Regions from separate parts of the Homo sapiens genome. Here region 2 is linked to region 1. The links are chromatin contacts, found by Hi-C or POLR2A ChIA-PET in ENCODE. All regions are on one chromosome and are shown on one strand. The core of a region is the stretch at or near the end of the contact, and the rest is flanking DNA. Distances in the headings are between cores, read along the strand shown. Region 1 holds the start of DDI1 (DDI proteasomal shuttling factor 1). Region 2 overlaps PDGFD (platelet derived growth factor D).

The links. A loop is a pair of places that touch in the nucleus more often than their neighbours do. ChIA-PET counts read pairs that join two places held with the same protein, here RNA polymerase II (POLR2A). Pooled maps may share reads with other maps.
Region 2: a map with no recorded cell type shows a loop between it and region 1 (7-fold over the local background). The contact joins the enhancer-like site here to the promoter of DDI1 in region 1. A Hi-C loop is called at or near these places in 1 of 168 maps with a recorded cell type or tissue (heart right ventricle), 1 of 37 single-sample maps with no recorded cell type and 1 of 50 pooled maps. POLR2A ChIA-PET finds 5 or more read pairs at or near these places in 3 of 52 experiments (PC-3, PC-9 and T-cell).

What each region holds. Positions count from the first base shown.
Region 1 is chr11:104,034,014-104,038,768 of GRCh38, reverse strand. DDI1 (DDI proteasomal shuttling factor 1) reads right to left here and starts at 2,129. Exons shown (of 1, transcript NM_001001711.3): 1 at 1-2,129. The coding sequence starts at 1,946. The coding sequence ends at 756. The region is part of intron 1 of PDGFD (platelet derived growth factor D); the gene reads left to right.
Region 2 is chr11:104,074,569-104,079,323 of GRCh38, reverse strand. The region is part of intron 1 of PDGFD (platelet derived growth factor D); the gene reads left to right. Among named protein-coding and RNA genes, the nearest start is that of DDI1, 40 kb to the right of the region's middle. Within about 2 kb of position 2,688, at least 2 of the 41 ENCODE cell types and tissues checked have a DNase peak (open chromatin) inside an H3K27ac peak, as active enhancers do.

The sequences.
Region 1 (4,755 bases), core at 880-3,379:
TAATTTCTTTTTTAAAAAATCTAATTTATTGCCTTTGTTTTATAGCCAGAGTTTCTTTGAATGCAGGAGAAATAGAAAATTAATGTAGCATCCTTGGAGATAAATCCACTTTCTCAAATATGGCAAAAATAGTCTTTAGCTGTGGATTGCAGGGTGACTGCAGGGGATCCAGGGGAAGGGAAGGTGTAAATATGAGGAAATTGGTCTTTATGCTGCCCCAAACAGACATGTATAAGTATTAGTTAACATCATAGTGTAACTGACCTACCATTTCTAATACCCTTCCCAAAGAAAACAAAACCTGTGAAAATGGGCATATTTCTCTCAGTAGAAAGAATTATTAGTGCTGATGTGAAATAGTTTTATGTGGATGCCTTGTAAGGTCTGCAGCCATAGCATTTTTCCAGGGAATTCTGCAAAATAGCAATGATTTGGATAAGCCACCTGTAATCTGATAGGATAGTGTCTCTAAAGGAAGAAGCTGGTTTTCTTTTTCATGGATTATCTGGAAATCAGCTGGAGCCTCCAGAGCCTTCCCAGGATGCCTTTCAGTGATCTCTGGACAAGGGAAATGGAAGAGGGACCAAGACCAAGGAATCAGGATTGACGTTAGTTACCCATCTGAGAACGTAGTCCCAAGGCCAGGTTTAGTTGTTACTGATGTTTTTTAATGATTACATTGCCAGTAAGCTCTTAACTTATAATTGCCGGGGACCTGAGGCTCCCTCAAGGTGGTAACATATTTATAACGTGCTTTAATGCTCTTTTCGTCCTGAATCCATGACTGAATGTGTAATTTCCTTGTCCGAAGACTCATCTTGCCCACTTACCATCCTAGAGCATAAGGGCAACTCTCCCTCAGGAAGAAAATAAGTCTGCGTGCCAGTGGTGCCGATGACCAGCACATTTTTCTTCAAATCGATGGAACATTGATGTCTCCGGAGCATATCTAGGCCTAGAAGCATATCCATGGGTTGATCCTCAAGTATGGAGAAAGAGCACTGTAAGAAATCACCTTCAATTTGAATCTGAGCTAGATGAACACGGCCAATAATTCTCTGTGTGCCCACTCCTTTAGCAACCCCAGCCCACCGTCGGTCCACCAGCCTCATGATGTTACATCGCTCGGCACAAGCCTGGCTCATAATGGTCATCTGGGCGCCCGAGTCAACAAAAGCCTTCAAAGGATGCCCATTCACTTTGCAGTTAATGTAGAGCATCGTCACTTGTCCAAAACTCTCGGGGGCCTCTTCTATCGCTATATTCATGTTTTCTTCAATGTTTTGCTGCCGGATTTCCTCTTCTATTTTGGCCTGAGCTTCCCGATCCAGTGGGTCGGCTGTGTAGAGACGAAGCCTCTCTTGCTCTCTCAAGGCCTTTTCCCTTTGCTGCTCCATCAGCACCTGAGAAAAGGTCTCAAGGCTTCCGCTGAGCAGGGCTTCCGCCAAGGGAGGGTTGCGTTCCTTGAGCAGGGACAGATCGTGGGGGTTGGAGAGCAGCATGCTGCGGATCAGGGCGGGGCTGCCCAGACCTTGCAGGCCGGCCACCTTCTCTCCTGACGCCAAGCCCTGTGACCGCTGGGCAGCGGGTGTGCGCTGCTGCTGCTGTCCAGGGTGCTGTGGACGGGAGCTGGACGTCCCAGGCACCGCAATGCCACTGAAGTCTACACGAGGCTGGTTCGGGGCACGCCCTGGAGCCCGAGGTCCCACATTGTCCTTCTGCAGTAAAACCACGATATCGCCATCTTTGAGGCCGTAGGAGCCCAGGGAACAGTGGTCCTCGATGAGGAGTCGCTCCATGTGGATGATCTGGATCTCTTCGACGGGGACTCTGGACTCCGCTTCGCAGAGGACCTTGAAGTTTCGGAGCTCAAAGTCGGGGCTGACCTGGAGAGAGAAGGTGACCTCGGAGAGGTCCCTCCGCACGCAGTACACGGTGATCAGCATGGCGGGGGCCCGGGCGGGCCGGGCTAGCAGAGGGCATGGGCGGCTCACTGGCGGGCTGGGGCGGGCCTGCGTCGTTGGTGCCGCTGCTCCTCAGGACTTGGTAGGTAGGGACCGTCCGGGCTCATTCACCTCTCAGAGAGGCGCGGACACTCATCTGTCTGGGGGCTGTCTCCCAGCCTCAGTGCCTGCTGTGTGGCCAGGTGGAGCCTTGAGGTAGCACGTTGTGTTCCAAAGTCCATTTCTAAGTGTGCTGTTTGGAACCTAGAATGCCTACTCCCATGGATACACGATGGCTCAAAGCTGTCAGGTTTCAAGGCCAGCCCTTCAAAGCCTATTTAACACATGATATGAAAGAAATGATTTCAACACATTTTTTTTTGAGACAGGATCTTATCCTGTCACCCAGGCTGGAGTACAGTGGCATAATCACAGCTCACTGTAGCCTCGACCTCGTAGGCTCAAGCAGTCCTCCTCTCTCAGCCTCCTGAAAAGCTGGAACTACAGGCACAGTCTACCATGCCCGGCTAATTGTTGTATTTTTTTTTAATAGATTTGGGGTCTCACTGTGTTGTCCGGGCTGGCCTCCAACTCCTGGGCTCAAGCAATCCCCCACACTTCGGCCTCCCAAAGTGCTGGAATTACAGGTGTGAGCCACCATGCCTAGTTTTTCAACACTTTCTAAACAGCATATTATCATTTGTTTTGTTCATTTTAGAGTTGTATTCTTTGTACTTTTGTTTTTTCCCCAAACAGTAAGGATTTGTTTCTTACATGGCAAGTACCATTCTATGTGCATAGTAGGAAAGTCAGATTTGGAGCCTGCCCTTGAGGAGCTCACATTTCTGGAAAGGGATAGACAGGTGAATGGGTAATCACAATACTAAAGGCAAAATCTTTTACAAAGACATGTTCAGGGTACTGCCTTTAGTATCACCAACAGAACAGAGGATATTTTCCTAAGGAGGAGACAAGCTGGATGTTGAAGGATGAGCATCTTCCAGGTGCAAAGTGGTCTCACTCCAAAGGAAAGCAGTTTCATGTTACAAAAGCAGGAATTTATGGCAAGGGCTGTTATTTCTAGAGAAAGATGAGACATTTTGTGCAATAAAAAAATTGTACATGACTTTGAATACCAGGATATGAAGCTGGAAAAAAATTAGTTGAGCCAATTGATGAAGTCATATGTGAATCTACGGAGTTTAAATATTAAATATTATCAATTAGCAAGAATTCCTCCTCCAAAAAAAAAAAAAAAAAAAAAGAAAAAGAAGTAAGGAAGGAAAGGAAAGGGAAAAGATTTGAAGCAGGTGTTTGTGATTTTTTTTTTTAAATTGACTTAAGGAAGAGGCTTCTTGCAACACATGGAGGACATAATGTGGCAGGAGGGCCAGTCAGGAGGCTTTTCCAGTGGTTCAAAGAGGGAGCTGTTGCTAGAGTGTGGAAAGTCAGGAGGCCCAAAGCCAAAGCAGTAGAGAATAAACATGTTTCTTGAGTAAAATGGACAGAGTGTGCATACCCCTTGGAGGTGGGGAGTGTAAAAAAGTGGAATGTGTGGATAACACAGAGGGTCTCTAAAATGGGATATAGGGTAGATGGGCCATTGCCTTGAAGGGGAATGAATGAATGAGTGAGATGAACCTTTGAGGTGACCCATTTGACATCAGTTCTGTAGGAAAATTCATTAAGGATGCCACCCTAGAGGCCAATATGCCTCTCTCTGACATTTGGGCACAGCCACCTTCTCCCTACTCTCCCCCACCCCCACTTACACACACACACATACAAGGCTGTCATGGTGAAAAGTCCTTCAAGGCAAATGATGATTGGGTAGAAATCCTTGCATGCCAGTTATTTTTCTCTATGTTTAATAAAGTGTTTTGCTGCCTGGCGCGGTGGCTCATGCCTGTAATCCCAGCAGTTTGGGAGGCCAGGGTGGGCGGATCAAGAGGTCAGGAGATCGAGACCATCCTGGCTAACATGGTGAAACCCTGTCTCTACTAAAAATACAAAAAATTAGCCAGGCGTTGTGGTGGGCGCCTGTAGTCCCAGCTACTCGGGAGGCTGAGGCAGGAGAATGGCATGAACCTTGGAGGTGGAGCTTGCAGTAAGCCGAGATTGCGCCAGTGCACTCCAGCCTGGGTGACAGAGCGAGACTCCATCTCAAAAAAAAAAAAAAAGTGTTTTGCACTGTGCAGAGCTCATGTTTCCCTGGCTTGGTACTCCCAGGTGTACCTACTTATGAACCAAGATAGTCGATATCCTCTGCCTAGTTTCACCCCCTTCTTTGAAGGGTTGTTAGAAGGCCTGCACTGTTACACCATTATTCCATTATGGAGAGAAGGAAGTCACATCAGCCTAAATAATTATTTTTTGGCTCCTGTTTCTCATGTATTTGTCTCAGATGGAAGACTATGTCTCGCTCACTGCTCTAATTATCATAATGTTTCTATACTCATATTTGCTTATATTAGAAATGTTGACTGAACGCCCAGTGTATGTGAAGCATGTGCTAAGTTCTAGGGAAACAGACGTGAATAATGTTAAATATAGGCTGTATTCTTAAAGGAGCTCACAGTCTAAATTAGAGCACATGCACACACACAAATTGAAGGGTAAAAAATACCACAGTAGTGGTATTCAGGAGAAATTAATAATATCTGAAGAAGAGATGAAGAAGATGGTGAGGGATGTTGGGGAGAGAAGACATCCTGAAAGAACTGGGTTTAGAAAGATGACAAGGAGTCAGCCATGCAGGGTGCGCCAGAGTGGAGACACAAAGGTGAGAAGGAAGATGACCTGACTTAGAGCT
Region 2 (4,755 bases), core at 1,439-3,938, 40 kb before region 1:
AAGAACCTGATAATTTTAAAAGGGAGGTGGAGAGGAGGCTTATTGCATTTTCATAAGTCTTTCTTGAGTAAATACTATCACCTACATGTTGTGGTGAGGTGATTAAGATACTGTGACAGACTCTTTTTTTTACCTGCCTTGGTAGTGGAGCCTGAATCATTCAGAGTAGCTAACATGTCTACTTTGTTTGAATTCACCAAATATGTTTTTCTCAGATTTTCAAATCTGTTTCTGATATTGTCAGAATTGACAAAAATTAAATCACTCTGCTAATGTGAAAATAACAATTTAACCAGTTATATTTTAAAGCAATATTCACAGTAGACCTTAAGATGCATCACAAGGAAAACTACATTTGTTAACCTACCCAATTGCTAAGTGGAGGCTTTCTTTAATACAGGTAAGCCTACACAATGTTAAATCTTGCATATATTTAGGATACATATATAAAGTATATAAAGTAAATAAATAATATGGTATAATCTTTCTTCCCTCATTGGTAAATAGCTGAATGCCTAAACATTAAATACTTTATAGAATGAGAATAATTACTATAAAGACCATTTTAGGTAAAAATATAACTAACATTAAAATGAGATCATATTTTGATATACCACTTCCAAAATTAACAGGAATTTCATACTGACTGGCTGAAATTAATGTACTCATAAGCATTTTTGGATGAGATTTTATTGGATTTTTCAGGTTAAGGAACTAAATCACATGAAACACATAATAAATTATCCGAAAAAATATAAGGAGGCAAATATGGGTGAGCCCCTATGAGATATAACGTGTCATTAAAAGAAAGCCTGAATCAAGGAAAGAGGGAGAGAGTGGTAGGGTAAGGGAGTCAGTAAGAAAGAGGAAGTAGGGGAAACTGTCAGATAAGACGTAGCCTGCAGTAGAAAAGGATAAATCTGAGAAGATGGTAGCTAGTGGCTGGTTTCCTTAGACATAGTGTTGATGGGTGTATATAGAGACCCTGTCCAGCATGCCTCAAAAACAGTAGGGAAGCACTCATGGAAGATGTCCATGTAACCAGCCTGAGTTAATGCCGCTGTTGTATGGTGCACATGTGACATGCATTTAATGGAGAAGTTTCCCATTACACAACCCTTAACCCACCCAACAGCCATGGATCCAAAGAAGTGTTTTATGGACTGGCTGATGAGTGCAGACCTGTGGTCAATAGAGGACACTGAGAATGAGGCATTTGAGAGACAATGGCAAGGTCTGAGGTGCACAGTGGCAGATGCAAACCTACATCAAAGGCCGCTGAGGACCAGTGGCATAACCAGCATATTTCCTGTGCCCAGTGCTCTGAGACAAGAGCGGACTTGGGACATGTCTGGAGAGACCATAGGGCAGCATGGATCACGCCCTAGCTCACCTGCTGAGGTCTGTACATTTTCCCCTTCAGATGATTTTTTGAAGGAGAAGGGAAAGGGTGAAAAAAATAGCAACACAAAACTATTGTTGGAGAATCTGAAGTTTGAATTAATTGAATATTTACCTATAATAGATTGATTAGAACAAAATAACATTCTCACCCAAAACACTAAAATATGTTTAATTTACAAGATAGTTTTTTTTTTCTGTGCTATGCTTTGGGATGGAGGATCATGAGGAAATCTAGATCAGTTACAGAGAAGTAAAAATGCTACAATATTTTGCACAACTTTGCATACCTGAAGTAAAATTTTCTTCCTCTGTACATGTTTAATGCTAATTCTCTTTTGGACTTCTGTACAGGGATATTCTGCAGCCATATCAAAAACCTGCACTGAGCATTGAACTCATTTTCTTTTATGTACTTCACAAATCCCCATTTACCTCTCCCTGTCCCCACTTATCCTGCTGTTCTTTTTGAGGAGAGATGACACCACCAGTTGCCCAAGCCAATGTCCTTCTAACTCTTATTTCCTTAACTCCTAAACATCTTTCTCTTCCAGAATTTGCTCTCTATTTCTACTTACACTGCTGCCTTACATCCTTCCTTCTTCATCTCTACCCTGGTTGACCTTAGTATCTTCTTGACCTCCCTGTCTCCAGGCTTGTCACCAGTCATGTCGTCTACAGAGGTATTGTGAGTGCTTTTTCACATTGAGATCTACCCTTGTCTTTTTCCTTTCTTAAAAATTTTTCTCCAGCAATCCACTGTGTAGAGAATGCAGGTGACACTGAACAGTGTGTGGATTAGGGGAACCAAACCCTCGTGCACTCAGAAATCAATGTATAACTTTTGACTCCCCCAAAACTCAACTACTAGTAGCCTCCTATTGACTGGAATCCTTACTGATATTATAAACAGTCAATTAACACATATATTGTATGTTATATGTATTGTATATTGTATTTTTACTGTAAAGTCAGCTAGAGAAGAGAAAATGTTATTAAGAATTCCATAATGAAGAGAAAATATATTTACTATTGTTAAGTAGAAGTGGATCATAATAAAGGTCTTCATCCTCCTCATCCTCACGTTGAATATGCTGAGGAAGGAGAAGGAGAGAGAAGAAAGAGAAGGGCTTGGTCTTGCTGTCTTAAGGGTGGCAGAGACAGAGAAAATCCATGTGTAAGTGGACTGGTGTACTTCAAACCTATGTTGTTCAAGGGTCAATTGTAGTCCAAATACCTTAACATGTTTTAACTAGCCTTTCAGAACGAATGTGTCACAGTTACTGGATGTGAGCCTCCTTGGATTGATTTTTTTTTCAAAGCTTCCTGGGAGATTCAGGTATGATTCAAGGTTCAGAAAGCTGAGTTAGATAGGTCACAATAAGTTTATATTGTTTTTAAAAGATAAATTAGAACTGAAATTACAAAATTAGAAAATTCTCATGTGAAACTTGCAAACCCTGAGACCTGCCCCTGCAACAAGTGTAGAAACACTACTCTGTCCTCTAATGAAAGACATTTGAAGGTGCATAAACTAAAGAGTGATATGGTCACATTAGATAATAATAATACTACTAATAATAAACAACCCTGGGGACAGTTTTAATGGTAGATGCTGCATTAGTTCATTTCCATACTGCTATAAAGAACTGCCCAAGACTGGGTAATTTATAAAGGAAAGAGGTTTAATTAACTAACAGTTCAGCAAGGCTGGGGAGGCTTCAGGAAACATAATCATGGTGGAATGTGAGGGGGAAAAAAGGAACCTTCTTCACAAGGCAGCAGGAAGGAGAAGTGCTGAGCAATAGGGAAAGAGCCCCTTATAAATCTGTCAGATCTCTTGAGAATTCACTCACTATTATAAGAATAACATGGGAGGAACCAGCCCCATGATTCTGTTACCTCCACCTGGTCTCTTCCTTGACAGGTAGGGATTACAGAGATCATGGGTATTACAATTCAAGATGAGATTTGGGTGGAGACACAAAGCCTAACCGTATCAGATACATAGAGTGCAGAGCTAATAAGAGGAAGTTCCATTAAGAGGCCTTTGCAATAATTCCGGTGTTCAGCGCTACTTATATAAAGACAGATAAGGCCTGGGGAAATCATTCTGGAGCTTGTCTAGGAAAGGAGAGACAATCACAATACCTGGCAGTGAGCATGGGAGAGACAGATACCAGGGGTAATGGCAGCGCTGGTGAGAGAGACAGGTTGCAGATAACTAGGAGGTATCTACCAAGGTTATTAAGGTATAAAAATTAGCTGGGCGGCATGGTGGGTCACACCTGTAGTCCTAACTACTTGGGGTTGAGGTAGGAGGATTGCTTGATCCCAGGAGTTCAAGGTTGCAGTGAGCCATGATCATGCCACTGCACTCCAGTCTGGGTGACCGAGCAAGACCCCAACTCTAAAATAAACTTAAAAAATTTAAAAACTAGCAAAATTATGCCATCACCAAAGTACAGTCTCTATTAGCTAACAACTGATATGAAAGAGAAAATGTGTACCTCACACTTAGTGTAGATTTAAGAAAAAAAAAAAACACTGAGAAATTCAAATGGCAAATTCAAATATACTTCCTGTATTTTGCCAAAGGCTTCTGCTTATACAGCCAAATACAGCTAATGGTTCATTAAGGCAGTGAGGTTTGCAAATTCATCAATAACATGCTTCATTTAATTATTTGTGTGTGAGAAAAAAATAGCTAAGATATATGGACTCTTTTAAGAGAGCAAATTATAGTCCCCACCTGTGACCAGTGAACATTTGTATCTTAGCCTATTTTCAAGCTGCATTTTCATGTTATGGCATTACAGAATAATGACCCTGGATCATTAGGAAAAAGTTTGATGGCAGTCAGTATATGTTGCATATTGTAACACATTTCTCAGCTTTCTTACTTAGCAAAGCATTATTTTACTTCCTTTTAGTCTATGTATGGAACTGCTTTTGCTTAGTTGTTTATTTTAAATTATTTAGTTATTTATCTAATTAAATAATTTATAAACCTGTCACACAAAACAAAATCTAGTTTTACGGTGACTTTTGTTTCACCACATAATTTCCCCATCTACCTACTTGCTCCCTCCCAGGCAATCAGCACCTGAATTCTCATGCTCACAATTGCTTTCCTTTCCTTTTTGAAGAATTTTGTTGCAAACTGTGTGTATAAAATGGGTATCACACTGTGGATAATCTCTCTGGACTTACTTTTTCACTGAGTGTGATTTTGCTAAGATTCATCCATAGAGTTGCTGGTTGCAGTGTGTTCATATTGGCTGCTATGAATACACTGCATTATACTTTTCCACTCTGCTTTCATTGGTTGTGTGTGCCTGAGCCAGTACCACA